Regions from separate parts of the Mus musculus genome. Here region 2 is linked to region 1. A link is a loop called in an ENCODE intact Hi-C map of the cell type or tissue named here. Cell type or tissue: left cerebral cortex. All regions are shown on one strand. Each heading gives the region's core, and the rest is flanking DNA. Links, peaks and the distances in the headings are about the cores only.

Region 1 (14,796 bases), core at 7,624-10,123:
TAAAGACTAATCATTTAGCCCCTGCATCACAAGGCTCCACCCTGCCTGGTGACCATCCTTTACATCATCTGGGACCGAGCAGGCTCTGCCCTGCTACTTTGTCATGCCATGGCTTCCTCCCCCCTTCAAATAAACCCTGGTTTATTACTTGCCAGCAGAACTGCCAATGCCAGAAAGTCAACAAAGACTGCACCATGGGCAGCCTGGACAGGCCATTCCAGTTTAATAGCCTTCTCAGTGCAAAGACTTACAGACATATTGCCACAGTCACCATGGTGAAGCCACATGTGGCTAGTAGCCCAGCATGCAGGGTGGATGACCAGGGCTTCCTTACCCAGGATCCTCTTGGGCTCACCTGCTGTTTGGCATTTAGGAGAACTACTGATTTCCTAACAAGGGGAAAATTTGCATCACCGGGTGTTTTCTAGAAGTCTCCATTTCTTAGGATGCAGTCAATGTTGAGTCCTTTTTCGCTTCAAACTGCAATCCTGCTCTAGCTCCAGCAAGTAGACTGCTGGAGTTTTGACCGAAGCCCATAAGGGCTCAAAGTGTTCAGCTTATCTGTCTCACAGGGCGTCCCATGGTCTGCAAGGGGCAGGTGGTGTGATGTTGTTTACAAGAGTAGCAAGCTGATTTGTAACAAAGTAAACAGAAAACATCATAGAGAGATGCACCGCCAAGACAGACAGTGGGCCACAAGTAAGGGCACTCCCGGGCCTGCAGAGTATTTCTAGAAGGAGTTTTATCAAGTTATAATTTATACACAGAGGAAAACAAGCCTGCCTTGTTACCTGGGTAGTACACAGAGCTGCCCCATCACATAAGAAGGTTGGCCATTTCTACCATTCCGTAACACCTATTGTATCATGTTCTATCTCGGACCACCCCATCCCTAGAGCAGCCCTGGTAACTACAGAACTGATTCACTTTCTCCGTAGGCAGCCTGGCCTTTTTTTAGAAAGCTGTGTGAGCAAACTGAACGGTGCAGGCTCCAGAGCCTCCTTTCTGTCAGTGTCCTGCAAACCAGCAGAAGACAGTTATAACCACTTTTAGTCTCAGACTTTCACTTTCTTGCTATAGAAACTAAACACCGCTCACCTCTCCTGCAGTGATTCAGAGCCACCAGAGCTGAAGTCTGAGAAGAGGGTGAGCCCACTTCAGTTTTCCCTGGGGTAAGGGGTTTCCTGGTAGTTAGCTTCCTTCCAGGAGGCAAGACCAAGAAATCTCAGGCAAACTAGAATGGCTGGTTGCTTGATTTGGAAAAGCCGCCTCTCTGGTAGCTTGCCCCATTGCCCCATGGGATTCCTTCTGTGGTACAGCTGTATACTATCTCCAGCTAACAGCCGGCTCGACTCCCTTGGTTTAATCCTGAGGCAGAAGGCTTTGTTGCAGTCTGCTGGGGCTGACATTCCCAGTAAGCTCAGATCTCTCCACCAAATCCATTTCTACCATTCCGTAACACCTATTGTATCATGTTCTATCTCGGACCACCCCATCCCTAGAGCAGCCCTGGTAACTACAGAACTGAGTCACTGGTGAATTCAAAGGTGGCCTGGAGTACCTCAGAGGCCTTAAGGAGGTGAGGGGAAGAGATCTTCTGTTACCTCGCCCCCGCTTAGGACCTAGGGAGATCTCTGATATCCAGTGTTCCGTGCCACGCTGTGTACCCCAGCCTGGAGCAATGCATGCAGGGTGAGGCCGGCTCCTTCCACAAGTCTTTCTGTACATTATTCTCCATACCCTCCACTTGGTGGAGTCTGGGCTTAGTTAATTTGTAGATTACTTGGAGAGAAAATGAGAACCCACAGACAGAACATCAGCCAAGGGCTCAGAGCTCCTACATCAACTCACAGAGCTATCTGAGAGAATCAGAGGGACCAGCGTCAAGGCTGAGCCAGCGAGTCCTGTCTGTCTTTCCAGCCGGCATAGATGATGCACACAGCGCCTTGGGAAGTAAGCACTTTGTCTGAGTGCTCCTAACTCTAAAACTTTACAAAGGATGCACACAGCTGGAGGCTCAATTAATCGAGGACTCACACCACACACCTCAAGAGCAGAAGAATCTCGTCACAGGCATGATGGTGTCTGTTCCCCTGACTGAACGAGACATCACCCTTGCCGAATTATTTACCAGTGGTTCCTGAGTTATTTCACTAGGGTGCCTGGGAATGGGTTAGTGATCAGTAGCTTACTCATACAGAAACAAGGCCCAGAGAGATTAATTGACTTGCCCAAGGTCGCACAGCATGTTAGTAGCAAAAGGTACATTAGAAGCTGCAGCCCCTACATGCCCAGGCTGGAGCCTGGCTCCATGGTATCCATCCCCCTAACCCCTCCATCCACGGCATAGGCTGAGCCAGGTCTGTACCCAGGAGAGCCTGGAGGCCAGGTAAGCTGCTGCAGAGGGCACAGGCAGGCTCATACTCACAAGCAGAGACCTGCAGGATTCTTCTCTGCACCACCAGACAGCAACAGCCCTGTGCTGGAACAGACAGAGAAAGCGCTCAAGACCCTGCAGCCGGGGGTAGCCAGGGGCAGCCAGGGGTAGCCAGGGGCAGCCGGGGGCTTTTCCTTCCTCACTTCTGGAAGTGAGCTCAAAGATTTCATCTCATTACCTTTGTGAACCAGGTCTGCTCTTGAGAAGCAGGGCACAAGGCATGGGCTCTGTACAGGAGACACTCATGAGCCATTCACTTGTCCTTACTATGAGCCTGGTAAGAGGCCAAGGGCTGGTCACTCTGAAGGCAGACACAAAGTCCCTATCTTGACAGAGTATAGCCTAGCACGTATAATAAATCTGCATATAATCATAAGACCGAGTAACATTAATTCAGGACATTTGTTGCGTGTCTACTGCATGTCATGTATTGATGAGGTCAGATCTAAAGTAGTAAGGGACCAGGGAAGCTATGGTGGCATATGGAAGGCAGACACGGGGCTGGATCCTGAAGATGGTGGAGTTTAACTCAGTAGCGAACCCCTTTCCTGGCAAAGAGACCCTGACAAGATCAGGACATTACTTCCAGGAATTTTTTTTTCCTAGATGAATTCTTCAGCAAGAATTCTCCTTTTAAAAACTCAGCTTCCCATATCCTGTCGCCGACCCTATGAACGGTCGCTTGCCCTCTTTGGCCTCAGTTGCCCCGGCTCTCAAACGGGTCTGATTCATCTCCTATTGCAGACCCTGGCACTGGCCTTAACAATCTTTGGAGACACAGTGACATTCAAGTCCTTCAAAAAAATGAATTCCTTCCATACTTGCTAGCATTCTCTTTCCCACTAAGTCTGCGACTCCCCATCTCTCCACAGGAAATCAGTTTTATTTATAAGAATCATAATCCTAAACTGACCTTTGCTGGCAATCCTATCCCCCCACCCCCACCCTACTCTCTTTCCAAACACATTCTCCTGCTGGAGAGTCCTCAGTGACCACCAAGAAGGGAGCGAGGCCAGTGGTTGAGAGGCCACAGAAGGGACACATGACAGTTGTTTTCTGGGGTGGGGAGGGGAACTGAGACCTGTAAGTTCAGTGACTAGCCCACAGAGGCACGGCATGTAGGTTACTGGGTTTCTTGGCTTCTGTGTTCCGTGCCACTGTGCCTTCCCCTCTGGTGGCAGCCACAGTGCCCTTCTCCCTAGCTTGGGAGGAGTCTCCCTCCCCCCTGAAGGATAGGGGAGCATTTCCTTTATAGGAGCATTTCCTGTCATTAAAGGGGTTTGGAGGAGAACTGGCACGGCTTTCTCAGCTTTGAAGCTCTCTGGCCCAGCCTGGCCCTTTAATTGTGCTGGAAGCAGCCCAGTTCCCAGAGCTTTTACCCCATCAGGAGAGAGGAAGGGCCCGAAGCGAAGCCCTGGCTCCTGCTCTTCAACACCAGCATGACCTCTCCCATGTTTTTTTTTTTTCTGCTTTCAACCATTTCGCTGCCAGGCTCCCACACAGGGAGCTTCAAAGTCAGCGGTGCCCAGGGTCAAGTCCAACGCGCAAACTCAGAGCTCTGGGGCTGCGAGGCATGGAGACTCCGACACTGTTTTAAAACAGTGTTCTCGCGCATCTGTTCAAAGCCTACAATAGCTAAAGGTGAATCCCATCAGATTTCTGCAGATAATCCCAAGATGCAATGGAATAGTGAGAGAGCGCACGCACAGTAGTTCACTCCGGTCTTGCTTGCGGGTTTTTTTGTTTTTGTTTTTGTTTTTGTTTTTCAGGTTGAGGATTCTGGTTGGCTTTCCACAGCCATAAGTTCTGTGGCCTCAGAGTTGGCCAACTGCAGATCCACAATATGAGGGGTGACATATGGAAAGGCTCTGTTATGGATGGTGTGCAGTTGCAAGGACATTAAATGTGTACTGATTTCTTTGCCATTGTTCCCTAAACACGACAATACAGCAACTGCACCCACTGTAGTCTAGAGATGAGGTAAAGCAGTTGGGAAGACAGTGTGCCCCATATGCAAATCCTACATCACTTCCAGGACTCGAGCATCGTCAGAACTGGGTACCCCTAAAAGCGATTCTTCCGAGGAGGAAGTGGACTTTCCTTTGCATGTTTGCATGTGCACGCATGTGGGCCGACGGCATGTAATCCTCTCCAATTGCTCTCTACCTTACAGTTTTAGGAATTAGAAATTTGTCTCGTGGGGATTTGGACCTGGCTGACTCGGCTACAGTGGCTAGCCAGCACACACGGTCATAGCTGGCTTTTTACACAGGTGCTAGGGTCTTGAACTCAGGTTCTTGTGCTTGCCCGGCGAGCACCAACGGAGCCATCTTCCCAGCCTCAGCCTACTCCCTCTAGTTATCTATTTTGACGTTCCATTTTTTTTAAAGTAAATATGCTCCCTCAATCTTGGGTCACGCTGGAGTCACCCGAAGGCCCTTGAAAGCTGCAGTGCCTGACCTACGTCTGAATGAGAATGTCTGGTGCTCGCCTGTCTTCTTGTGCCACACACATTTATGGCTCCACATACAGCTGAGGTTAAGTCGGCCGCTACAGGGTCAGACAGCAACAGGTAAAGGGCTGAGCAATTAGGCACGGAGAAAGAATTCCTAAAGGGACATGATTAAATTATCCATGGGCTTTATTTCCCTTAATTATTGATTATTTATCTTTTCTTTTTAGACCTTCTCTGACCACAACTCTTAAGATTACCCGACAAGATTCCTTCCCTGACCACATTGTTTTCTGGACAAAATCTCACTGTTCTCCCCTTGACCCCCTGCACCATAAAGCCACCCCAAAAAGCGGTGGTCAGAATGGAAACCCAAAGGCTACAGAAGGATTTCCCCCACAAGCCATTACGCCCATCTAAAATGAAGTCCGTATATTTCAGCTGGGCCAGTTAGGGTCCAAGGGTGATGCAACTTCAGGAAGCTTTGGCGTGATGCTCCAAGTGTAATCCACAGATAGTAGGTCAGTCACTTGGCCCTGGACCCACTCACCAGCTGGGAGAGCAATAGGAACCAGGATCCTTGACTGCATGGGATGAGGTCAGCCAATGGGCTCACACACAATGATACAGGATGCTCTTAGGAGAGTCATAAATATATAAACACTCAAGGATGGGAATCTTTTCAAGGCACCCTGTAGGACTTGGCACAGACTCCTGGATACTTGTAGGGGTCTTCTTGCTTATACCATGCCAAAGAGATTCCCATGCAAGGCATAGCAACTTTGCCAACATTTATAACTTTTTTTCAGAAAAGCTCCATCCCTCTGAGAAGGGACACACATGTATTCCCCACACCCCTTTGGTTTGATTGAGAAAGTCATGGTGCTGTAGCAAAGGGGGTTGGAGAGGACTGGGAGAAAAGTTTGGCTGCTTTTCAATATTAGGTATTTCATCCATCCTTCAGCTCCCTCAAGACAGTTAGCCCAGAACCTAAAACTATGACCTGCCATGGGGAGGGTGGGCAGTGGGTAACAGAGAGGCCACGGGCATGGAAAGTTTATTGTCCCACCATAGCAGCTTTCTAAGCTTTTCAAGTCAAAGACAACACTTTTGTTCTCTGAAGACAAGAATGAGCAAGTCTACCTGTGTAGGGAAGAGAACTTAAAATTGGGAATATGAAAGTATTTAAATTTAAAACTATGTCAGATGCCATAAGAGTTTTCTCTGATCAATTTTACAAGAGCCCAGATAAATCTTGTTTTTCTGTTCAACTTTATCATTTAAACCACCATACCTACTTATTTGGCAACTACTCAGTTTTACTTTTAAAATACTGGGGGGGGGGGTGCACTGAAGACCAAACCTGGGGTCTTGCACATGCCAGGCAAGATCTCTAACCCTGAGATACACCCCAAAACCTTTCAAAAAATGTAAAGGCCCCAGGCTCTGATAAGCAGGAGCAACCTGGTTTATCATTTAGCATTCGTTTTGCACAGACAAGAGTTAGCATTCATTGCGAGTTCCCAAGACATGACTGATCTGCCTTTCCTGAGAACTGAGACTGAAACTCGCCGGGGGGGGGGGGGGGGTCCCCACACTCTTCCCAGAAAAATTAGCAGATATGAGCAGCATGACATCAGTGAGATTTGAAGTCCTGTTTCCCCAGAGTGGAGCTGAAGAACATCCCATGTATTCTCTTTTACAGTCCAGGCAATTCTCAAGTCAGCACACTCATTGATCTCTAAGACATTGATCTCTAAGACATAGATCTATTTCCAAAACACAAACGCTCTGACCTGAAACCAAGTTCCCTTCAGTTAGCTGGAAGTCCCTAACTCATCCCAGTAGAGAATGAGATTTTCAGCTCCCAGGAGAGAAAGATAAACTAAGCAGATTTTACCCAGTAAAGAACTAATTCAAAAACTACACCAAAAAAACCTGCTCACAAATCCTAGATGCACAGCTGCCCACTTGTTGCCTGGTCTCTAACTTGAACCAGTTTGCTGCTTGGGCAAAGAAGCTTGCAATTTGGATCTTCTATTTGGGGCCAACATCTGCTTCAATGTCACAATCCAAGGAGCTGAAGCGACCTTGGAAGTCGGGATTTCCAGTGAGGAGACGCCCAAGGCCCCAATCGGCTCCCCCTCCTCGCCCCCAGGTTCCCTCCCTAAGTGGGGAGCAGCAAGAGCCGCCTCTCTTCTACCAAGAGAGGGGCTGTGGCCGCCAATATTCGAGACTGCATGAGGGCAACTTCAGCCTTTCCCTCACAAACTGACCAGATTCCATCAGAACTAAGACAAGACCTCCCGGATAGACGGGGGAGAGAGGCTAAGTGATTTCTCCTGGCGCTCCTCCCCTACCCCGCTGACTCCAGAGCCCTGACCCTGCATTCACAGGTGAGTCACTAAAAAGACTACGTTAGGAAACTAAAGCCTGCCCGCACAGTTCCCTTATGTGAGTTCCATAAATAAGAAACCATAGAGGGAGATCGAGATTCCTTGGCAACCTGAGCGTTTGCCTTATTACCCTCCCATGGGAAAATAAGTGCAGAGGCAGAATTTCCCCTTGCAGGCTTAACTTAGACAACCCCTAAAAAGAGCGAGTACAAGACCCTTTTCCCAGAGGGAGGCATGTAGGGGCGCACCGACGCATCTGCCTCAGGGGCAGCACCTTGAACCCCCTTTTCAAAGGACCTACTATCTGAGGTTTCTGGATTCCAGCCCTGGGGCTCCAAAACCCTTCGGGCATATCCGGACCGGCCCTCCCACCATGGTTTGGCCAAGATCCCTGGCCAGAGCCAAATCCAAGCTCGCTCAGCTGCCAGGACGCCTACGGGCGCTCCACCTGCTGGGCAGTCCACTGGGCTCCTAACTCACACCCCCCCCACGCAGCTTTGGGGTGCAGGATCCGCAAAGGGCATGGCGAGGCAGGTTACAAAGTGGTAGAGAGACGGACCTTGTCAAGAACAGAATAGCACGCCACCCCACCACATTAGGAGTTTTTTCTGCTACCGGACAAGACTTTTCCGGGAATCTGCAAGAAGCCCCTCAACAAGGCAGCATCCATAGAAAGAGCCCTACAACTCGCCCCTTTGCCCCCAGCAGCCCCTTACTGTTGAGACCTTACTAGGGCCCCCCTCGACTGTAGACATCTTTTCCCCAAGGCAAACTGAAACTGGGGGTGACGGGATGGCTCAGGACACACCCTCGGTTCTCCAACAGGTGAGAAGCCTCACTTTGACCTCCAAGCAGAGACCTCTGCCCCAGGGGCCCAGGAGTATCAAATAGCACGGACGGCATTCTACGCCCAGAAGCCCACCGCCCTGTTCGTGACTCCTCGGTCGCCCTCTCTAGGGCTGCGGTCCCTTGGGCGTAGACTGTCCGTTCTGGACACCTGAGTCCGGGATACCCGGAGCAAGTAGGTGCGCCCTGCGCCCTCACCTTTGTAGCGCTCCATCCCGGGCACGGTGTGCGCTGCTATCGGCTCCGCGCTGAGTTCTCCGCGCTGGACTCCGCGCTGGGCTCCGCGCCCCCGCTGAGCGCTGGCCCCTCCCAGTGAAGTCACGCTCGCCGCCCGACCTCCCGGAGTGGCCGCCGCGCCCCTAGCCCTCCGATCCTGACTCCACCCGAGCCGCCCTGGACCCCGCCAGGGATCTCCACAGCCGGTCAGGACAATCAGCGCTCTGGTCCTCACGCACCCCGCACTGGGCTCCCCGTCCCGAACGCAGATCACTTCCTCCAAGTTGGCCCGAGGGCGGCGGCGCGAAAGAAAGAGCCTGGGACGTCCTCAAAGCCCGGGGAAGACTCCGGGAACAGCGAGCTCCCGTAGGTCTCCACCAAGATCTGTTTTCTCCAGTGTTGAGACTGCGAACCCAATGCCGGGAGGAGGAGACTGAGGGCCAGCGGGGAGGTGGAGACGGACCTAGAGCGCCTCCTGCTTGATCCATCAAGCCAGTGCGCCCACATCCTGGGCCCTCCTGGATTAGCTCCTTGAATTTAGAAGCCGCTGGGGGCCGGCTTTCAGTCCACCTTGCCTGGCACCTGTACATCGTGCACACTTTAGAGCACAGGAAATGACCTCCTTGTAGCCTGCTGCCTGAGCCCAGATTTTATGGGCGTCTTAGCCTAGGCTTTCCTGAGGAGGATTACAGTGTCTGGAGCCTCCTCAGCAAGCCTGGTCTTCAAGAAAAGATGGCACCTGTCCGAGGTTATTTTCACCTCGGAACACATTTAATCCTTTTCTTTTGATTCCCTCCAATCCTTCCAAATTCCTAAATCCTCTCCAAAGATTATGGGGTTTTTGTTTGTTTTGTTTGTTTGTTTTTGGTTTTTCGAGACAGGGTTTCTCTGTATAGCCCTGGTTGTCCTGGAACTCACTTTGTAGACCAGGCTGGCCTCGAACTCAGAAATCCGCCTGCCTCTGCCTCCCAAGTGCTGCGATTAAAGGCGTGCGCCGCCACGCCCGGCTACGTTTTCTTTTAAACTTTCGGATTTCACTTTTTAAACCATGCTTGGACTCTCGACAAAGGCCCGGAATATACACTTAGGGAAGGTTTGTTGTTTTCCGAGAGCCCCCTTCATGCTTCCTTGGAGCAGCAGAGTCAGCTTTGATCTCTGCAGATCTTCCGCCCAGCGATCTGCACAAACACTTTTCCTAGTTAGAGCAGCAGCTCACGTGAACAGAGCCCTCCTAGCCAGCCAGGAGCCTCGCTCAGGGCTGCAAAACCCCAGCCTTTCAGTTTGCCCATTCACCCTGAGGTAGCAGGTCGCTGTCTGTCTCCTGTAGTATAAACAAGTTTAGGGGGAAGGGGGTGGACAAAGTCACATGGGAGGAGCCCTAGGGATGCCTACTTCCAAGTCTTATGTGTGTAGGTCAGAGACCTCCACATGCCACATGCACATGAACACACATGCAAGTACACACACACACACACACACACACACACACACACACACACACACACAGTTGGCAGCAAGAATGGGCATCTCCCAAGAGAATCAGGGTAGGAAGAGGTATTCCGCTGGCCTCCTGTACAGTAGCCCTCAAACAGTCGAGCAGCTGTGTTTCTGCCTTAGTGTTCTCATTCCTACCCCTTTCTTCCTCTTGCAAATGGCCCAGCAGGGCACACACCCTCCGTTCTGTGGTGGTTCCAGACTACTCTCAGTGGAGCCCTGGGTTTTCTTTGAAATGCTCAGTATTGGAAAAGAAGCCTCAAGTCTGTGGTCACTGGTCACTTTTGGCCAGACTCCTGCCCTGCCTGCTGAAGCTGAGTGAGCAGGTCAGGCCCCACTCAGCAGGGCTTCCGAGCTAACCTTCACACTGAAGGCTGAAGAAAGCTTGGCCCTGGCTGACACCCCTAGGGTTAAAGGGTCTCCACTCTACAAACGAGCACACAAAGAAGTGAGACTTGTGTAATTTTACAGAGTCAGGACACAAACCAGGCAGAGCCCAGGTTTCCTGACTCCAAATCCTACTTCCCTCACAGCCTTTACCTCAGGCTTTCCTGTGACATTAACTGGGCAGTGCTGTTCCCCCAAATCCTCTGACACCTGTTTCTGCCCTTCAAGAAAGCATGGCACCCCCTTCTAGGCCAGCAAGGCTCTCGTCCGTGTCTTGCCAAGTTCATTAACCCTTCCTTGTCTCCAAACTGGTTATAGCTTCCCTGAATCCTCTCCAGACATACAAAATATTAAAAATGCAGTTCAAGTCGATCTAAACCTGCAATTCACAACCCTTTTCCAGAACAAAACTGAAATGGCAGAACTACCAAGAGGAACTCCAGGCAGCCAGCCCTCCCTGTGGTCTCCTGGGTGTTGTTGAACCTCTCTGCCCTTGGCAACTTTGTAACTTTCACAAAGGAAAGGCACTGAGTTTCTGTCAGACACCTGGAACCAAGAACAGTGCTGAATCCTATATCAAACACCATTGATATTTAGTGTGCTAACCAAGCCAGCCACAGAGAAAAGCTTATACTCCACGGACATGGTGAAGAGAGAGGACAATACAGGGCCTGAGCGGGACAGAGTCTGATCACAGGAATTCATCGAGCTACTCAGAATGGCAAGATTGTTTGAACCTGTGAATTACATATTTCTGGAATTTTCTATCCAATATCTTCAGATTGCAGAGAGTTTAATAAAACTGTTAAAAATAAAATCACAAGTAAGGGAGTGTTATTGTAAGTCCTAAACTAATTATTAGCAACAAAGATGTCTTGTCTTGCATTTGAGACAGAGTCTCATGTAACCTGGTTGGCCTTATACTTACTATGTAGCTAAGGATCACCTTAACTCCTGATCCGCCCGCCTCTGCCTCCCAAGTGCTACATTGTCAGGAGTTTGGGGTTTTGCTTGTTTTTCCCCAACCACAAAGAGGCTTCTCTAACTGAGGGGCCCAGGAGGGGGTGTCCAGTGGAAGGTGTTGCTTTATAAACCATACCCTCATTATGTGCACGGCAATTCAGGAGGCCTCTCTGTTTCAGTGTCAATCTTAAGTACTTAAGTAACTTGCTCACCGTCAGAGGTGGGCAGGGGCCAGGCAGTCACCTTACAGCAGGCTTCTGACAACAGCTCTGACCCAGGCTGGGGGTCACAGTCATGACTTGTCCCTGTCTCTTAACTTGATCTCTATTTATTCTTTCACAGCCGCTCAGAAGCCACCCCTCTTGGGGTTAGACAGGTGGCTCAGCAATTAAGAGCACTAGCTGTTCCTTTAGAGTGCCAGCTTCAACCCCAGCACCCACATGGCAGCTCACAGCCATCTGTACCTCCAACTCCAGGGCATCCAATGCCCTCTTCTGGCTTCTGCAGGCACCAGGCATGCACATGATGCACAGACATACCTGCAGGTAAAGCAGGTAAAACATACACATAAAAAATCTAAAAGATTAAAAAGCCCTCCACCCCTAACCAGTCCCTGCTCCTCCATCCAGCTTCACCCTGTCCTCGGCCCAGTCCTCCTCTGTGGTCCTTTCAAGCAGGCTGATCCCTCACATTTAAAAAAGACATTTTATTATTTTGTTTATGTGCATGTTCAGGTCCATATATGTGCCACCAGAGGCCAGAACCAAGGGTTTTGATCTCCAGGTCCTGTGAGCCCCCTGACGTGGTTCTAGGACCCAAACTCAGGCACTTTTAAACCACTGAGTCATCTCTCCAGGCCCTCGAGGCTGCTGTGTTGAACACGGCCCCCAGCAACGCTCCAGTCCTACTGTTGAATGAGGTGATAGTTTTCCACAGCTGTGACAAATACCCGAGGAAACAACTTAAGAGGGGCAAAGATTTCTTTGACTCATGGACTCAGCGATGATAGTTCAGGAGGCTGGCTCCATTGTTTCTGGGCCCTTCAGTGAAGCAAACATCAGTGTAGAAGAGTGTACTGGGACAGCCACTGTCCTTGCTGCGCCTGGAAAGCAGCGACACAAGGAAGGAGTCAGGGACAAGATAGATGTGTGTTTCCCGTGCACTTGGTCCTACTTCCTCCAAGGAGGCCCACCTCTTCCCCTCCCCCACCTCTAAAGAATGCTGTCATGAGTCTATGGGTGTGAGGGGTGATACACTGATTAGGTCAGAACTTTCATGGTCCAATCACCTGTCAGCAACTGGCTGCACAGCTGGGACCACACCCTCAGCACCTGAGTGTTGAATTTGAGGTGATAGTTCATATACTAACAGAAAAAAAAAATCAATAAATGAATGGTTATTTAGGGTTTTTTTTTTTTTTTCTCACATAAGGGAAATATAAAACCCACAAAATGTCTTTGCTGGTTCAATCGAGTGAGACAGGAAGGTAGCAGGTCTGGTTATGTAAAAGTTTTTTGGGGGGAGGTGGCATTTGAACCAAGACTGGGAAGAATGAATGAATTATTATTATTATTTTTTTAAAATAATGTTTTCATTAGGCTGGGGATGCAGTTCGGTGAGTAAGACACTCACTGCTCAAGTCTGAGGTTCTGAGCTCAGAACCCACAGAAATGCAGGCTCAGGCACACACATGGGAACTCATAGCACTGTAAGAGTTCACAGTGCTCCCACTGTGAGAATTCACAGTGCTCCCACTGTGAGATTGGCTGCCACGACCTGAGAGTCCCCAGAATCTGGAGGGCCAGACAATGTAGCACAGGAAGAGACAAAGGACAAAGAGAGCCAGTCTCAAACAAGGTGGAAGGCTAGGACAGACAGCCCAGGCTACCCTCTGACCTCTATGACCACTGATTCACAACTCATACATGCCTTATTCAGGGCTCTGTAGTTAATTATGACACAAAATGAACATCTCCTGGGTCTGGTGGTCAATGCAGCAGCATTCTTGCTATTAGACTGTTAGGAACATCTTACAGTGTTACATTTGAAGAAACTGAGGCCTGGGTTTGAGGTAAGAAATGTGTGGCAGACACTTAGTAAATGAAACCTCTTGGCTAGCATGTCTAAAGTACTCTAAAATAAATAGATAGATAGATAGACAGACAGATAGATAGATTCACAGAGAGAGGGAGGGTACAGAAAGGGGGAGGAAGCAGGGAAGTTGGAGGCAGGACTCCCAGCATCCCGTGAGTTCTGTTCTGTCACGGTCTATGGCTGGTGACTTCATGAGAAAAGAAAGACCAATTCAGTGCAGGCCTGTGGCCCTCGGGGTGATGTAACCTCCTCCTTCCCTCAGGCGTGACTAACAGAGGTGAAGGTTGCTGACCAAGAGACTGCGGTGAATGCAGTGTCTTCCAGCTGTGCCTCTAAAAATCCTCAGTTCAGAAAACAACCTCTACTCTCATAATGACTTCGTGTGTATAAATGGGGCATTTGGTGTATACTAATTCCCTTATGATATCTGCATGAAGTCAGCAGAGGGGGAGTCCCAGAGCTACTGATGTCATTTGGGGAAGTGTGGCCAGAGGACACTTCTACTCCACCGCACAGGGGTCACAACTCCAAGAATGAGTAAATTTCCTCTGGTTACAATATGGTCCAGGGACCACAGCCCCAAGCTCTGTAGCTGAGTGTCCTGCGTCCTCTCCTTCTTCCCTGAAGCTGTAAAGACACAGCTGTGCAGAAGCACAAGGTTTGCTACCCTGATCCCGCACACAGCTTCTATCTGGAGCCACCAGGCCGGCCTCGCCCATCTGTTCCTTCTCTGTTTTTGTAAATCTGGACTTCGGACTTGGAGATGCCACCCACATGTCCCAGAAGAGATGAGAACTGACCCACCACCCACTTTTCTTCTCAGGAGGACGCATCTAGCACGCAGCTACTCTCTGTAGTCAACAGGAGTCTTGAACTCTCAGTTGTGCTCCCCCCCCCCCCCCCCCCCAGCGCTGGGAGCCAGAGAGGGTCACAGCATGAACAGGGGCTTTTCTCTCCTGTTGTCTTGTTTGTCCCTTTTGTTGTTGCCAGCAGTTGCTTCACCCACCTCTATGCTCCTGGCTTCCCATTCTCTGCTGTGATTTTCACACTCTGAGAAACTCAGGGCTGTTTGGAAACTTGGGACCAATGACAGACCTGACTTTAAAAGTGCAAGAGCCTAAAAGTTACACAGCTCCTGTTCAGGGTTCCAGCATGGATTCACTTCCTAGATGTGATGCCACCACCACTGTGGCCACTCTCCTGCTCCTTCTTTTTGTCTCCTCTCCCTCCTCCTTCCCCCCTCCCCCTCCCCTTCCTCCTCCCCCCCTCCTTCCTCTCCTCTCCCTCCTCCTCCTCCCACCTTCTCCTCCCACCTCCTCCTCCTCCTCCCACCTCTTCCTCTTCCTCCTGCTCTTCCTCTTCCTCCTGCTCTTCCTCTTCCTCTTCCCTCTTATGATTACTAAGACCATCTTTTCCCATACGAATCTCTGGCAGAAAAGCAGGTAGACCAGACCCGGTGGCCCAGATTACTAGGAGTCTCCAGACAGGGAAGGAGAAAAGAATCCTTCCTT
Region 2 (14,796 bases), core at 6,417-8,916, 190 kb before region 1:
GTCAGGATCTAAGGAAAGTAGGAAAGGGCATCAGAAATAATCACTGTGTGTGTTGGGGGGGGCGCGGGGGGTGATGGGAGTAGATCCAGACTGCAGGGGAGTGAAGAAGTTACCCCAAGCCTAGAAGGCCCGGGAGCACAGATGTCTGAGCCATGGAAGCACAGAGTGTATTAACAGGATTCCAAGTTGGATCTAAGTGAGCAGAGGTGCTCGTGAGAAGGCACTGCCGTTTCACAGACATGTGATTCCCCAGAACCCACACAAAGGCAGACAGGAGGAACGTCTCCAGAACGTTTCCTCTGGCTTGCACATGTGCAAAACCCTCACATCATAACACAGCCTTTTTCTTTAGAAAATTTAAATTTAAGAAAGATAAAATTAATGTAAAAAAAATAGAAAATGAATACCAGCAGATTGAAGTTCACTGGGAAAAACACAATGAGTGAGCACCTTTGGGGCCATCTGGTGGCTTTAACAGAATAATATGGAAAACAACAAAGCAAGGAGAGCCAGTACCTATAAAAGAGCACTCAGGGCGTGGTCTGTGTGCCCTGTAATCCTCAGCGTAGTGTAAAAGTGTGTAGTTTAGTGAAAGAGAGTATGTATTATTTTTCTTTGTAACAGATTGTAACAGTATGCCCAAACTTATATATCACTTTACTATAAAATGTACAATAAAAATACAGAATAAATCCTATTAGAAACAGGCTGAAGGAAATCAAACTTATCAAAACATTCTCCCGTTCTCTAAATTGTAAGCTTCTGAACTTAATTCGTGACTTTTCATTTCCCTTTGAATTGATTTTGACACACCGCTCCCTAGTGAACACACACTCTTCACTGCTGCTTTACTACTGTAAGCAAGCACAAATGGAAGCTGCCCAGTTACTTGGGGAAGTAGACCAACTCTGCAAGGCTGCATTCTGAAACAAAGGCGGACAGAGTCCTCTCCTCGAGGTGGGGGGCCGTAGCAGCAGACTTACTGTTTAACAGTGAGCTCCTGCTGCAAGTACCTGCTGTGCACACACTTCTCAAACAGGGCTAAGGCCTGTTCTCCTTTATTCAGTCCATTTGGGACTTGGTGGCCCTCTGCAAACTCAGCAGATAAGAGCTCAGATTCGATTTCTCCCAACAAATCGTCTGAGGCTGAAACAGTCTTCATCTCGGAAATGAGTTTCCTGGTGCAGTCTGTGTCGTAGAGGCTTGCTGAGGCCGTCTTTGGATTAGCGGCTTCTGCGGGTGCAGATGACTTTAACTCTGCCAGTATCTGTGTTACTGTCTGTTCTGGCTCCTTGGTTTTTGACACTTGTTCTGTAAAGTCTCCACCAGGAAAGTCATCTATTTGTCCAGAATCTTCTGGGCATGTGTCTGTGTTAGCACAAGAATTCTCACCACTGCCACAGTCTGGAATATGGCTCTCCTGTACTTCGATCTGACTACAGTGTTCATTAGTCTGACATAAAATTCTGTCAGAGTCCAATGACAATAGTTCAGCTCCTGTTTCTAATCTGCTGCTTTCGTCACCAGAAACTGAGATGCACGAGTCATCCCTCAACTCCGATGTTTTCTCAGTAGTTGCATCAGAAGAAATGGAGGCTATGTGTTCTGTCTCTGACATGCTGACTGGCACCAATTCACTTTGCATTTCTTCAAATCTGCTCCTGATCTTCATTTACATCTAAGAAATCAAATTTAAAAAATTAGACTAAGACACCATGACATGCCCATGAAGTGTCCCATTCATAATTCCTCTAATAAGGGCCTCCCCTAGAGACAGAAGAGAGATACCCAGAGTGGACACAACCAGTGGGGTCACCGTAGTGACCCCCTCTTTTCTGTCATGGGCCAGCTGGCCTCTCTAGTTAAGGGGCAGAGCATGTCATGGGAAGGTTAGGAAGGAGAATGGCCCCCTTCTGTGGGCACACACTACTTAAGCCCTTTAAGGAGATGGGCAAAAGGACAGCAGCTAAAGCATTAGGCAGCGGTCTCAGAGCAGGACACCAGCGAGTGATGACAAAGCTCACCAAGAAGGAAACCTAGAACCAGGACCTGCTTCAGTGCAGACCGAGCGGGGACTGACCTGTGTGTGCCAGGGGCAGCTTCCCCCTGACAGGGGCCTGGGGCGTTCCCCTGCTTGTTTCTAAGTAAGCATAAGCATTCTCTTCAGTGCAAATCTACCCTGTCTAGGTCAGTAAGAGCAACATTTCATTTGACTAGGTGAGAAGACGCTAGCTATTACATTATTTACAAAGGTTCCTCCTCTCTCTTCTTTATGGGAAATTAGTCAACTTCAAATTTTTCTCTGACATACAGAATACAAAATCTTCCACCAGAGGCTGGAGAGATGGTACAGCAGTTAAGAGTGCATACTGCTCTTACGAAGGACTCAAGTTCAGCTCCCAGCACCTGTGAAGGACTCAAGTTCAGCTCCCAGCACCTGTGGTGGGCAGTTCACAACTGCCTGTACTTTCAGTTCCAGAGGATCTGTCGCCCTCTTTTTGCCTCCTCTGGAACTGGTCTCATATGCACATCCCCTAACCCTGACACACATATACACATAATGAAAAATAAAATTTAATACAAAAAAAAAAAAATCCAGCCAGGCAGTAGTTCATGGTGTACACATTTGATGCCAATACTCAGGAGGCAGAAGCAGGTGGATCTCTAAGTTCAAGGCCAGCTTGACCTACAGAGCGAGTTCCAGGACAGTCAGAGCTGCACAGAGAAACGATGTCTTGAAAAACACAACAAAAAACCTAGTGGTCTCAATGAAAAAACTGCCTGTGACTTTGGCCATGCTTTAACAGTGCACAGACAGGCAGATGAGTTACCAGAGATGAGATTAAACTGCAATTCTAATAAGGAATTCTGCTCTGACGTATACACATGGGAAAAAAAAGAGTCCATTTTATAACAGGAAAGCACATGCTTACTTCAAGCTTTAAGAAAGGCGATGATCAGAGTACACTGAGACAAGAAGAGATGACTGGCTGCATAGACCCCTCAGCACTAAGCAGGAGGGGATTTTGCTAAGGGTGAATTATAATAAATCCTAAGACTTGTTGTACACCGTTTGATTTTACTGTATGAGTCCCAGCACCCAGTGACCCCTCAAATTCTTGCTGACCTAAAGCTTGCATAAAATAAGTAAGGCTAGTGCTTGAAGAACGTTATCCCAGGACTGCGGAAAAGAGTCAAGTGTAAGGAAGAAAAGGCCATCTTGTCTGTCAAGCATGCTGTTCCTGTGGACCACCTGTGGAGACAACGATTACTGCAGACTTTTAGAACCTAGGCTCCCAATCACTTAATCATGTATCACCTACCTCCTCCAAATGACACAAATGACCACCACCGTGCTGTATACGTTTCGCAAGCAAGCTGGTATTGATAGTAAAGACGTTAGACCAGACAAATAAATGCAGTGAACACTTGAAAATCTCAGTAATTTATTCCAAAATCTTGGAATAAAAAAAAAATGAATCTCAGGCAGGTACACTAGCCTCAGAGCAACTTACAAACTAGCTCACTCAAAGTGACTCTGTTTAAAGATATAACCTGTGATATGATATACAATATACAGCTCACTCAAAGTGAAGCTCTTTAAAGGTACCACATGTGGTATGATACACAGTAAATGTAAGATATACTACGCTACTGCTAAAGTTAAAATCTTACAAGTGTAAACCTGCAGTGGCTTTAAACACCATAACTGCTGCTGTTGTACCAACAGAGGCTGAACTCACAGCAGACGAGTACGCGCTGGCTGGCAGATAAGGAGTGCCTTCAGAAGAGAACAGACGACAAAGGCATTGTGACTCCCCAGCATTCCGTTAAGTAAAAAGACATTTGATCAACAACTTTAAGAGTTTTATTTGTGTGTCATGATTTGTCAACAAAAACCCACATCCTTTCATTCTGCTTCCTTGGTCTCCAGGGCTCATTCATTTCTTTCTCCCTTCATAGCAGTTACCCAGTGAGCTGACTGAAGCAGTAACTCATAGCTGATGCCTAGATGAGAGTTTCCAGTCCTGCACCCTGAGTTACAGACATGGAATTGTCTATCCCCTCTTCATGCTATATTAGTCTACCTGAAGAGGTGCTCCTATTGGAGCTTTCTCCAAAGTCTTAAACTCAAGCTGGCTAACCCTCAATCCTGCCGCTAGTACTTGTAACTGAGTACCCATGCACAGCATCATGTGCTTGGTCAACAAACATCTCCCTTTGCTCCCGCTGCTTTCGGAATCTATTAATCTATTAAGCAATTGTTCTCCTGCTTTTCTGATGCTATCCCCTCCCTTCAACCCAGCCTAGGCCTCGTCTCACACCTGGAACACTTAGTTTCTTGATCTCATTCAATTCTCTTTCGATAATCTCAAATCAAAGGGCAAAGTAGATAACAGAAGGGCAGATTATTTGTGACAGTCATGGGGGTGAGACAGGCTTGCTAAGGGAAGTGACAAATCAGCAGATTTAGAAGTGATGAAGTATGTAGTATCCTGGCTGTCATGAAGTGACCCCTCCACGGTAAGAGAGCAAGTGTGCAGGCTAGGAAGCTACACTACTGTCCCACACTTAGCTCCTCTTCAGTCATCAAACAGCCAGCTCAAGTCATGCACCCAGACCAGCCTCTCCCTTCTTTAAAGTTTCAGGTAATGAAATCCTGTCTCCACTCTACAGAGGCTAGCCAGAGAAAAGACACAAGCCTGTCTCCACTCTACAGAGGCTAGCCAGAGAAAAGGCACAAGCCTGTCTCCACTCTACAGAGGCTAGCCAGAGAAAAGACACAAGCCTGTCTCCACTCTACAGAGGCCAGCCAGAGAAAAGACACAAGCCTGTCTCTCTTGGGAGGAGGGTTAGGCAGACACTGATACATCAAGCAGTTAGGGGCTAAGAGTTTCAAGTTTTCTTCAGGGAGAATAGGATCCGCCCGCCCCCCCCCCTCCTTTTTTCCTATTTTCTTTTAATGAAATCACTACGATTCCTGAGTAAAGCAGTTATATAAGTTTCCAAACCTGATCTCTGCCCACATTCAGAAAGTGCTGCTGCTCTACTGCAATGTCTTGCTCCACCAAGTCACCCACTGCGCACACTGTCCATGGATTGCCCCGTTTTTCCTTTCAGTCTACCCAGAGACTGATTACGTTTGAGGACTTAATGCCCTATCTTTCTTCAAACCATCCCTACTACAAACACAAGAGCAACCTGTACAGTGGAACACACTGCCTACACTCATGGAGAAGATACGGCCTTTCTTGACCCTTCTGAAGAGACAGCCACCTTTTAAATGACTGCAAGAAAATTTACTCAGAATTGAAACTTCTGTAAGATCAAACAAGAACAGTAATAAACAGATAAACCTAGCAAATGCACTCTGCACAACATTTACTACCGTCTTTGCAAATACTCCTCAGTGCTTCACAAAGACAGAGGAACCCACTGGCTCTCTGAAATGATGTGGGGTGGACAGCATTTAGTGGGCAGGCTGTAGGGAGACTTCTAGTGTACAGACAGGGCAGAACAACAAACCTGTCTTACAGTCTACAGGAGCTTCATCTAGGTAACAAATCCAAACAAAACAAGCTATTTACCCAAGCTTAGAATTTGTTTTGTGTGTCTGATCAATTAAAGACTAAATCTAAAAGACAAGAAACTTACACAGTGTCTCTCAGTAAGTCATGACCTGTAAAAGGGTCATTATACAAACTGGCATCTGAGAACCATTACAACTGCACATTTGTTTGTTGATGTCCCAGTGAATACTGACAGGAGACCAGAGGAAAACATGTTACAGAGGACCTGTGCTTGCATATGTAGCAAGGCAACACCAAGGAGTATGTAAGAACTGTGCAAACAGAAACCAATCGACCTCATGAGAAGCTCATCTGTCCACCACTAACTAGGCGACAGGAACGTCAGCCGAGTTCCCTACAGGCATCCCCAGTTAGCGACGCTCATGTACAGCAATTTGGATACTGTCCAAGAATTTGGGTTTTTTTTAGAAGGAATGCTGTCGTGAAAATTATGGAAGATTAAACAGCCTACTACCAGTAAGCTACAAAAGGAGGAAACAGGAAACGTAGGGAAGAGCTGCAAGCCTGCCTCAAGTGCTGGTACAGACCAACCTCAGTCAGAGACACACACAGATACACACAGTAAGTGTGCTCACTGATTACGACATGCACTGCTATTCTGACTTTGTAATAACTGTTGCTTCTGAGGAAAAACACCTGTAATCACAAAATTCCTCCCAATCCCTCGCTGTCCCCATAGTCCTTCTGTCGCTGACACAGCAGTACAGGCCTGTGGCAGTGGGAACTGGGCGATCTGACTGCAGTGCAGCAGCTGCAGCCATCCAGCAAAAAGGCGCCATGCCAAGCACTATCCCAGAGCCTCTTGCATTCTTTAATGAACACACTCGGATTTCTAGAAAGTTATTCCACACAAAACTACATAACTGAAAACACTAACAGCTTTCAGTACTATTTCTGGTTTCCCATAATTAGTCTATAAGAACAAAACCGTAGGCTGGCTCACAAAACTATAAATAGAAACTGAATTCAATCTACAGATAATTGGTAACAAGTCATCAAATGAGCATCATGCAGAGGAACCAACTCAAAAATAAAGTCCCAAGTGTTCACCTGCCAAACATGCACAGGGCAGCTTTTCCATATGGACGCTGTTGTAGGCATTGGAACATGGTGCAAAATAAAACAGGCACCCTCAGGTGCAGGCCTCAGGTACAGTCTGACTAATACTGAGCCTGTTAAATCTTTGTTTTGCTGCTGTGAAATGCTGAGACCACAGATCAGAATCCTTCCCACTGTAGCAGTATAAAGCAAACCAACATTTCAGGATAAAGGCTTGGCTTTAAATCCAGTTGAATAATCTTAGTTCAAATATTTTTTATAATTTTTAGATTTTGCACCACTCCGCCGCCCCCCAATAATTCTAGCTGTAGACCCACCCTTCTCTAGTATGCATTGACATATGCAACCGAGGCTTGGGAGATCACTTATTTAAGTCAATAAAATGGTTTCCTGTCCTTTGTAAGAAAATATAAATACTTTAAGACAGTCTTTGCATATTTCCCAAGGGGTTTGAAAGTAGCATAACTAAAGTCACTTCCTTTCCTTTCCTATCAGCTCTAGCAAAATTCTGGCCCGTCATCTCAAGTCAAAAGTAAAAAATCAAAAAGCATCCAATCAGTATCTCCTCATAATCCCTAAATAGTAAATGCTGACACACTTTGCTAGATTAAGCTTTTAAACTAAAATAACAAAGCAGAGAAACAGAAGAGAAGCTGTGTAAGAAATACTAGTCAGTCACATTTCCCGGATGCAAAGAGCCGGGACTGGGGTTTCACAGAAGGCAAGCTTGCCTAGACCCAGTCTTACTTTAAGAGGAGAAAGCTAAGACTGTTGTTTCAAAGATCTCTAGAACTGGTTCTCCAAGAAGGAAGACTTCAGAGTCAGCATCAAGCCCAACTACAGTTTGAATGTACTAAGTTGCCTCAGCTCTCTAACGGTCACACAGACGGCACACAGCCCACAGCTGCTCCTGTCTTCTTGAGTTTCCCCTACTGTATCTTCAGTGAGACACTGGATAGCTGATATCTTGCAGCAGTAACACTCTCACCTCTGAAACAGGCAACCATGGTTTGGGTACTTTAGACTCTAAAATGGCTTTTAAAGTATTGAGGCATAACATTAATACAGAACTCTACCTTGAAGCGACTTGTACAGAATGTATCAACTGCAATAAAGTCTGAGAAAAACGTAAGTACTTTTATTTAACCGTTCTTTCAAAAAAATCTGAAAATGGGGCTGGAGAGATGGCTCAGCGGTTAAGAGCACTGACTGCTCTTGCAGAGATCCTGAGTTCAGTTCCCAGCAACCACATGGTGGCTCACAACCATCTATAATGGGATCTGATGCCCTCTTCTGGTGTGTCTGAAGACAGTGACAGTCTACTGATATATATATAAAATAAATCTTTAAAAAAAATATGAAAACCAAATATCAGAAAAATGAATTCAATTAAATAGAATTTCTACATTTACTAAAAGAGTTGTACTTATGCCTGAATTTGGTTAATTTGGTAAGATTTAAGTTTTATTAAAAACAACACCTATTTAGTACTTACTACATAAGCCTACAATGAATGACCAGCTCAAGCTTTAAGAAATACACTCATGACAGTTACCATTATCCTAGAGTTTGCTTCCACTACGCTCAAGACAGTTGGCAGTATCCTAGAGTTTGCTTCTGCTCTTGGTGTCTACTGCCCCTTTACCTAATAGTTTACTTCTTGGATGCAAACTCTCCATTAAGCAAGTTCAAATAAGTTTGAAATGGTGTAAGATTACAGGAGCATTTGTAGGTCTAAATTATCTATCCTGTTGCTGCTTTTAAAATAAATACTAAATAAAACTATTGTAAATGAAGTGATGTTTATGAGAAAAATCAAAACCTGACCTTAGTCATTTAAAGACAAAAAAAATAAAAGAAAAATTTTAGTTTTATTATTAAAAACAAACAAACAAACAAAGCAGAATTTGAAGTTGAATATTCTTTCTTTACAGTGAGTTGAATGACTTTTGTAAACCAGGGTAGATGCTGTCAAACGGAAAGACAGTTTTCTCAGTGAGGCTGCCTGGGCTCCCAACCATCACAGCTTCCTCAGAGAGCTGGGCTGAGTGTTCTGTTCATCACAGTCACTTTCAGGACTGAACACACTAAGGAATCAGCAGCAGCCATGCTGCCGCACTGCACAGCATCAAAGAATAAGTCTTTGGTTCCTGTGTGAAGGAACTAAAGGTTTATGAGTGCCCCTTCTTCTACCACTCAGGATTTCAGTCTGGAAAAAAAAAAAAAAATCAGACTGGGAAATGTCACCCTTACTCCATGGAACCTGTTCTCAATCAAACACCTTAAGTTTCTATTGTTTTAAATTAGAAAAGGCCTTCAAAAAAACTAAACACAGTCCCTGTGTCTTCTGGTAGCCTTCCAAAGTCATACTTACCTATTACCCTGTACAAAGGAGAAGGAAGGCCTTGGTGCAACAGTACAAGATTATGGCCTGCCCAAAATCTGCACATGGGAACATGGGAAGACCAAAAAGGAACCATAAAAGAAGTAGGCCAATCATTACTGTTGTTTCATTTGTGTAACCATTAATTAACGAAGAGCTAAAAAGTAGCTGCACACGGTGGACTTGATACACAAGACGCATCCGTTTCAGTATCACTTGTCTCTGGGTCCTTAATCTCCTTCACAATTAAGTGCACAAAGGCCACATCCACGCTAATAAACCTAACACTTAACAGACCGATTTTCCTTGGGATGGCTGGCTACACGTGCACTTTGAAACACTGTCATAACTGATTTGTTTCATCTTTTCCTCAGACAAGCACCCTGTGTACCACTTCAGAAGAAAGGAAAAGGCTGGGACATCAAAGGACCGTGCGTGACACTGGGTCTGAGACATCTTTTCTGGTTCGCTGTCATATTTTTTTACTGTAGTCTTTTCTGACTCTAACCCAGGTGTTCTGCGTACAAACCCGAGTCTCCTCTCTAAATAACAATCAAGATGTGAATATTGTAACAAGTTACGAATTGTTGGCAGCTGAGCCATCATTCTCCCCGCGCGCTGTTTCCCTGGGATTGCTACTTTGAGGATAGGTAGAAGGGGAGAGAGAAATCTGAAATGGTTTCCCTACCAAGGTGAAAATATATGAAAATACATCGGGATCTTTGGAAAAGCCGAACGCTGCGGACCGCGTCCCCGGAGATACCGCGCTGGTGCGGCGGGGGAGCGGCCGCGCCTCCGGGCACAGCCCCCCGAGGGCCCCGCCAGCCCCGTCACGTCCACGCGCGGAGTTGCGTACAGCCCGGGGCTACCACCCCGTCACGTCCACGCGCGCAGACCAGCGCTCCCCGAGCGCGCCCGTCCCGGACGCCCCTCGGCCACTCACCGTCCGTCGTCCAGCCCCGGGCCGCACCCTAGCGAGGCCGATGGAGCTCCGGCTCCAGGGCCGACGAACCCATGGCGGCGTGTAGCCGACGCGGAGTGGGTGAGGAAGTCACGCGCGGAGACCACTGCAGATCCCGGGCTCTCAGCGGAGGTTTTCCCCCAAAACCCCTGCGGAGCTGACACATCAACAAAGATGGCGGCGACGCCTAAGCCGGCGCGGCTACAGCTGAGGGGGCGGGGCTCCCTGAACGAGCCAATCAGCGCGGCGCGGACCGCGTGACGTTAAGCACCTGGAGGCGGGCGTGGTTTTCGAGGCGCCGCCTCCAGTCCTCGCGGTTTCTAGAGGCCCCGCCCAGCATCTCCGTGCCACCTCCACTTAAGCCCAAGGAGGCTGTAGCAGGCTGTTGTTGTCCGGTTGGGCCACTCTTTCCCTTTCCCGTCCCAAGCCGGTGCTTTCTATCGGAAGGAAGTTGCCATCTTTTTTTCTTCACCCTTTGGCCGGTCATCTAATGAGTCAGTGGCATAAAGTAATAAAAGAGAACTAGAGATTGTGGCTTCCCGGTTCTGATGGTGCAAACTTTGCGCTGCCTGTGGGTGAGCCAAGTCCGCAGGAGCAGCTGACTTGGGCATGCGAGCTTCATCTCTGGGAGAGAGCTCTGCAGGGTTTCCATAATAATAATTGACCTGGGATCTCCAAGTGGCACCGAGTGCCATTGTTTACTAGTAAGCTTGTTAGTGTGCTCCACGCAGAGGACCTAAGCCTGCCTGGGCTGCGTAACCCATCCGGTTGCATGGTTGCACGCAGGTTGTATATTATAGTGACTAAGCCCAGTTGGAGGAGGTAGGGAAGGTGAGCAGTTTTAGTCTGGAGGTTTTGCAAACCACCTCTGTCCGGAGAAAAGATGTGTTAAAGTTCTGGGCCGTGTAGACAGTTGTAAGTGAAAATAGTTAAGACTCGTCTTCAGTGGCAAGTTTGTAAATCCAAGCATATTACTGTTAAATTACTTTCATAATTGCTGAGGAGGAAAATCTTCAATGTGGTATATTACTAACCCTCTGTCTTTTTTTAATCAGAAAATGACAACTCCCTCCTCAAATTATGGTAATGTATTACAGTACGTTTTACAATTAAGGTGCGGTGGTGACTTGAATAGACTCATGTATTTGAATGCTTGGCCCATAGGAAGTGGCACTATTAGGAGGTGTAGCCTTGTTGGACAGGGTATGTCATTGTGGAGGAAGGCTTTGAGCTCTCATATAAATGCTTGAGCTACACCCAGTGTGAGACATATTCGGTCTCCTCCTTGCTGCCTTCCAATCAAGAGGTAGAGCTCTCTGCTCTTTGTCTCTAACCCTAACCCTCAACCCCCTGCACACTGCTGTGCGTCCCAGCGTGATAATAATGGACTAAACCTCTGAACCTGTAAAACCAGCCTTGATTAAATGTTGTCTTTTATAAGAGTTGCCTTGGTGTGAAGAGTGTCAATTCACAGAAATGAGACCCTAACTATGGGTTGAGCCGGGAGTAGTGGCTTACAATGGTTATCCAGGCATTTGGGAGGTGCAAGTAGGAACCACTTAGGGTTTAGCCTGCAGGAGACCCTTTTCCTAAATGCATACGTATATACATACATGCATGCATTCATACAGACATACATAGGTTTTCTTACTTTGAAAAGAATGGCTGGACTTTAAACATTCCTAGTAAGGTATGTTATCCCAAAAGGAGGGAAGACACACTGAGTTGTTTATCTGTTCATATTGTTAGAAGTAACATTAGCATTATTTCTGAAATGTACTTCAGAACTTATAACTGGTAAGAAAATGTATTAAGCATGTCTGGGAAACTAATTTTTTAAATCATAAGAGAGAAGAAATACAGGTGTAAAACCAAAGAGATGAGATGGAAACGCTGCAATCTGAAGTGGAAACGCTAAGGGTTCTTTGGAACGTGCTGGATGGTGTTCTGCTGGGGCAAACACATGAAGGAGTGTTCCGTTAAAGTGGACACAGGCATGAAAGGCTAAGTGAAGGAATGTTTCCCTGAAGCAGACACAGGAGAGGATGCTAAAGCAAAGGCTGGGGCCTGGCTGTCTCTGCTAGGTCGTGCCACCGCTGCTGATTTCCTGCTTGCTATCCTGACTCCACTGAACTGAACTGCTGGTGTGTCTGTGAAGTGTTTGCACGTGGATCGAGCTGCTGCTGTCTTTGAACTGTGAAGTGAACTGATGATTTCCTGACAACACAGATGGGAGTTGCTCCAAAGAACCTTTCTAAACAGGTCCACTCTCCCCCCACAACCCCCATATCCTTTCTTTTCCACTAACTCTGGTGGGTGGTGGGCTCCAAGGGAGGCTAAAGTGTTTAAGAGCCATCATTAAAAATCGGTTTTGAACAAGCTAAAGTTACAGCAATCCTACATTTGGATTTAGAAATATCACGATGAAATTGGAGATTTATTTTTTTCATGGAGAAGTCGGTGCTACAATATTTGCCTTAGCATGGGGGAAGGCCTGGAATTCAGTCCTGGGGGTGATGGGTGACTACTGAAAAGAATCCCAACAGCCTAACGCACACCCTTACTCTCCACATCTCTATTTTCCACCAAAGAGCCTGGACTGAAAAGTTACAAGGCGTGGCTACGAGTTTGGAGCAAGAAGTGTGTAAAATAGCGTAGGACATATTCTGTTCAGAGGTGGGGCATAACGACTTTCTCCTCTATCACATTGTGTGGAAAGGGGGAAACTTTACGGGGCAGAAATGTAATAAATGTCAGTCATATGATGACGCCTGTTATTCATTATTGTGAATCATGTTCATAAAATGTATCAGACAGTATCCTACAATAAAAGTGTGACTTTGCCTCTGTAGTCTTCCAAACAACTCATACTCCATTCCTATCAAGTGCATCAGACAAACCCCAGGACCAGGAGGATGCTTCCAAAAGCCTCCTCGGTGCTCCTGGAAGCTGTCAATCAGGAGAAACTGCCTTGGCTATGGGAAGATAGCTAAATGTGATGTTAGATTCTGGCTAAAAAGATGTATAGAAGCAGGGCAGGAATCCGAACAAATCATGGGCTTCGTTAATAACAGCAGTTTCAAACATGTTTGTTTTAGGAGAAACTGATTGTAACCTCACCAATGAGAACTCTTCTTTTTCTATATTCTAGAAATTAATAAAAATGAAGAAAAGATAATGACCGGCATGATAGCTGAAGGAAAAGAGAGAAAAAGAAATTAAAAAAGGAAGGACATGACTGCTCCTAGGTATGGTGTAGTAGGAGGTTTATTATAGACATGAGGGAGAGCAGAGACAGAGACATCTAAGAGAGTCCAGAGGGAACCTGACCCTGACCTGGGTTCTGTGAGGAGCCGGGGAGAGGGAGAGCCAGGAGAGAAAAGGGTAGACAAAAGCCTGGAGAACCAACATGGCCAGATTATATAGGGAAAGGCAGCTGGGGGAAGAGCAGCCCAGACCCTGGGCTGGAGAAGTTTAGGGGTTGGGGGTGGGGTATGCCAGTCATACCCTGTAACAGGTAGGGACTGAGGGATGCTGGGAGAACCTATCAGCCAGGTCCAATTTGATATATTAAATAGGCACTCAACCATTCGTCCTGGGTTTGAGACATAACAGTAGTCCATGCCTTTAAAACCCCAGCATTCCAGAGAACCACAGGTGGTTGGTTATCTCTGAGTTCACGGCCAACCCGGTCAACATTGCAAGTGACAGAGGCACGTGGGTCTCTGTGCTCAGGGTCTACATCCAAGTAACAGGCCAGCTAGAGATTACATAATGAGATACAGTCTCAAAACAAAGGAACCGACTTCCCAAAAGTTGTGCCCTGACTTCCACATATGTGCCATGGCACAAAATAAGTGAAAATGTAAAAAGAACAAAGACATAAATCTGAGCATTGCTTCTTAACATTCAAGAAGTGACTGTTTGGGGGCCTGGGTCTGGCGTGTTTAGTTTCCAGAGGAGGCAGGCCCAGGAGAGTAAGCTGGAAAACCAAAAGTCCCTCACCTAGTTAAAATAGCAACCTCAGTGACTCTCAGCGCGGCCTCCGGGACACCTTTCTAGAGAAAGCTAGAAATTCCTGTAAAGCTAGAAATTCCTGGGTGAGCCTGCACCACCACCAAGCACCTGCGGGTGATCAATCAGAGCAGCTCCGCAGGCTCGGCTGCACTGGGCGCGTGGGTGGGGCTGCGCGCACGTGGGAGTAAACTGCGCAGGCGCGGGCCCCGCACCACGCGGCGGCTTTGAGCGTCCGAGGCGAGGTGAGCACGGGTGGAGCTCCTGGACCTCGGAGCTGCGGGGTAGGGCAAACGCCAGCATGAGTGGTCAGCTTCAGAAACCAGTCCGGGCCAGCGCCCTTTCTTCTTTTTCTGGGTCAGGCGGTCCAGGGCGCCCGGGCTCCGGAGCTCGGTTTCCAAGACGGTCTCGGGCGTGGGTCGTTGGGAGCCGGAAGTCCAGAGCTGGACGTTGAGGTCGGGCGTTACACCGGGCGGGCGTTGGGCGGGCACAGGAGCTGCACGTTGGGGACAGGCTGGAAGGGCAGAGACCCCGGGGCTGTCCCAGAGCAATGGGTGTGAGTGGATTCTGGCTGGGTTATAGGGAGCAGAGCCCAGGAACTGGGATATGGGCAAGCAGAGGCCCCGTGCACGGTTTGGAAACGGCGCTTTTAAAGTGTCAAAGTGTATGTGTGTGTTTTTCCACACTCGAAGACTTGTGGATTCAGTGCTTTGGTTGAAGTCACAGCTAGAGTGCCAACTTTATAGATTCTTTCCCTAAACCCTTTTGCCTCCTATAGAATCAGTAGG

Evidence for each region. Hi-C counts contacts between places; a loop is a spot of excess contacts. Peaks named below come from ENCODE experiments on the same cell type or tissue, not always from the same donor. Only the 100,000 strongest peaks of a DNase experiment are listed, where the experiment ranks them.
Region 2: it touches region 1 in a loop (2.0-fold over the local background); 3 of 42 quality-filtered maps call a loop at or near these places.

Annotation. Positions count from the first base shown.
Region 1 is chr19:56,999,822-57,014,617 of GRCm38, forward strand. Afap1l2 (actin filament associated protein 1-like 2) reads right to left here and starts at 8,754. Exons shown (of 19, transcript NM_001177797.1): 1 at 8,330-8,754. The coding sequence starts at 8,345. In left cerebral cortex, for the core only: CTCF peaks have their summits at 7,710 (motif pointing left) and 8,840; DNase peaks (open chromatin) are centred at 7,700 and 8,781; H3K4me3 peaks cover 1,367 bases; H3K27ac peaks cover 1,174 bases.
Region 2 is chr19:56,812,012-56,826,807 of GRCm38, forward strand. It overlaps Ccdc186 (coiled-coil domain containing 186), which reads right to left and starts at 10,188. Exons shown (of 16, transcript NM_170757.2): 1 at 9,977-10,188; 2 at 984-1,678. The coding sequence starts at 1,672. Tdrd1 (tudor domain containing 1) reads left to right here and starts at 14,198. Exons shown (of 26, transcript NM_001002238.2): 1 at 14,198-14,253. In left cerebral cortex, for the core only: a CTCF peak has its summit at 7,943 (motif pointing left); a DNase peak (open chromatin) is centred at 8,685; H3K4me3 peaks cover 267 bases.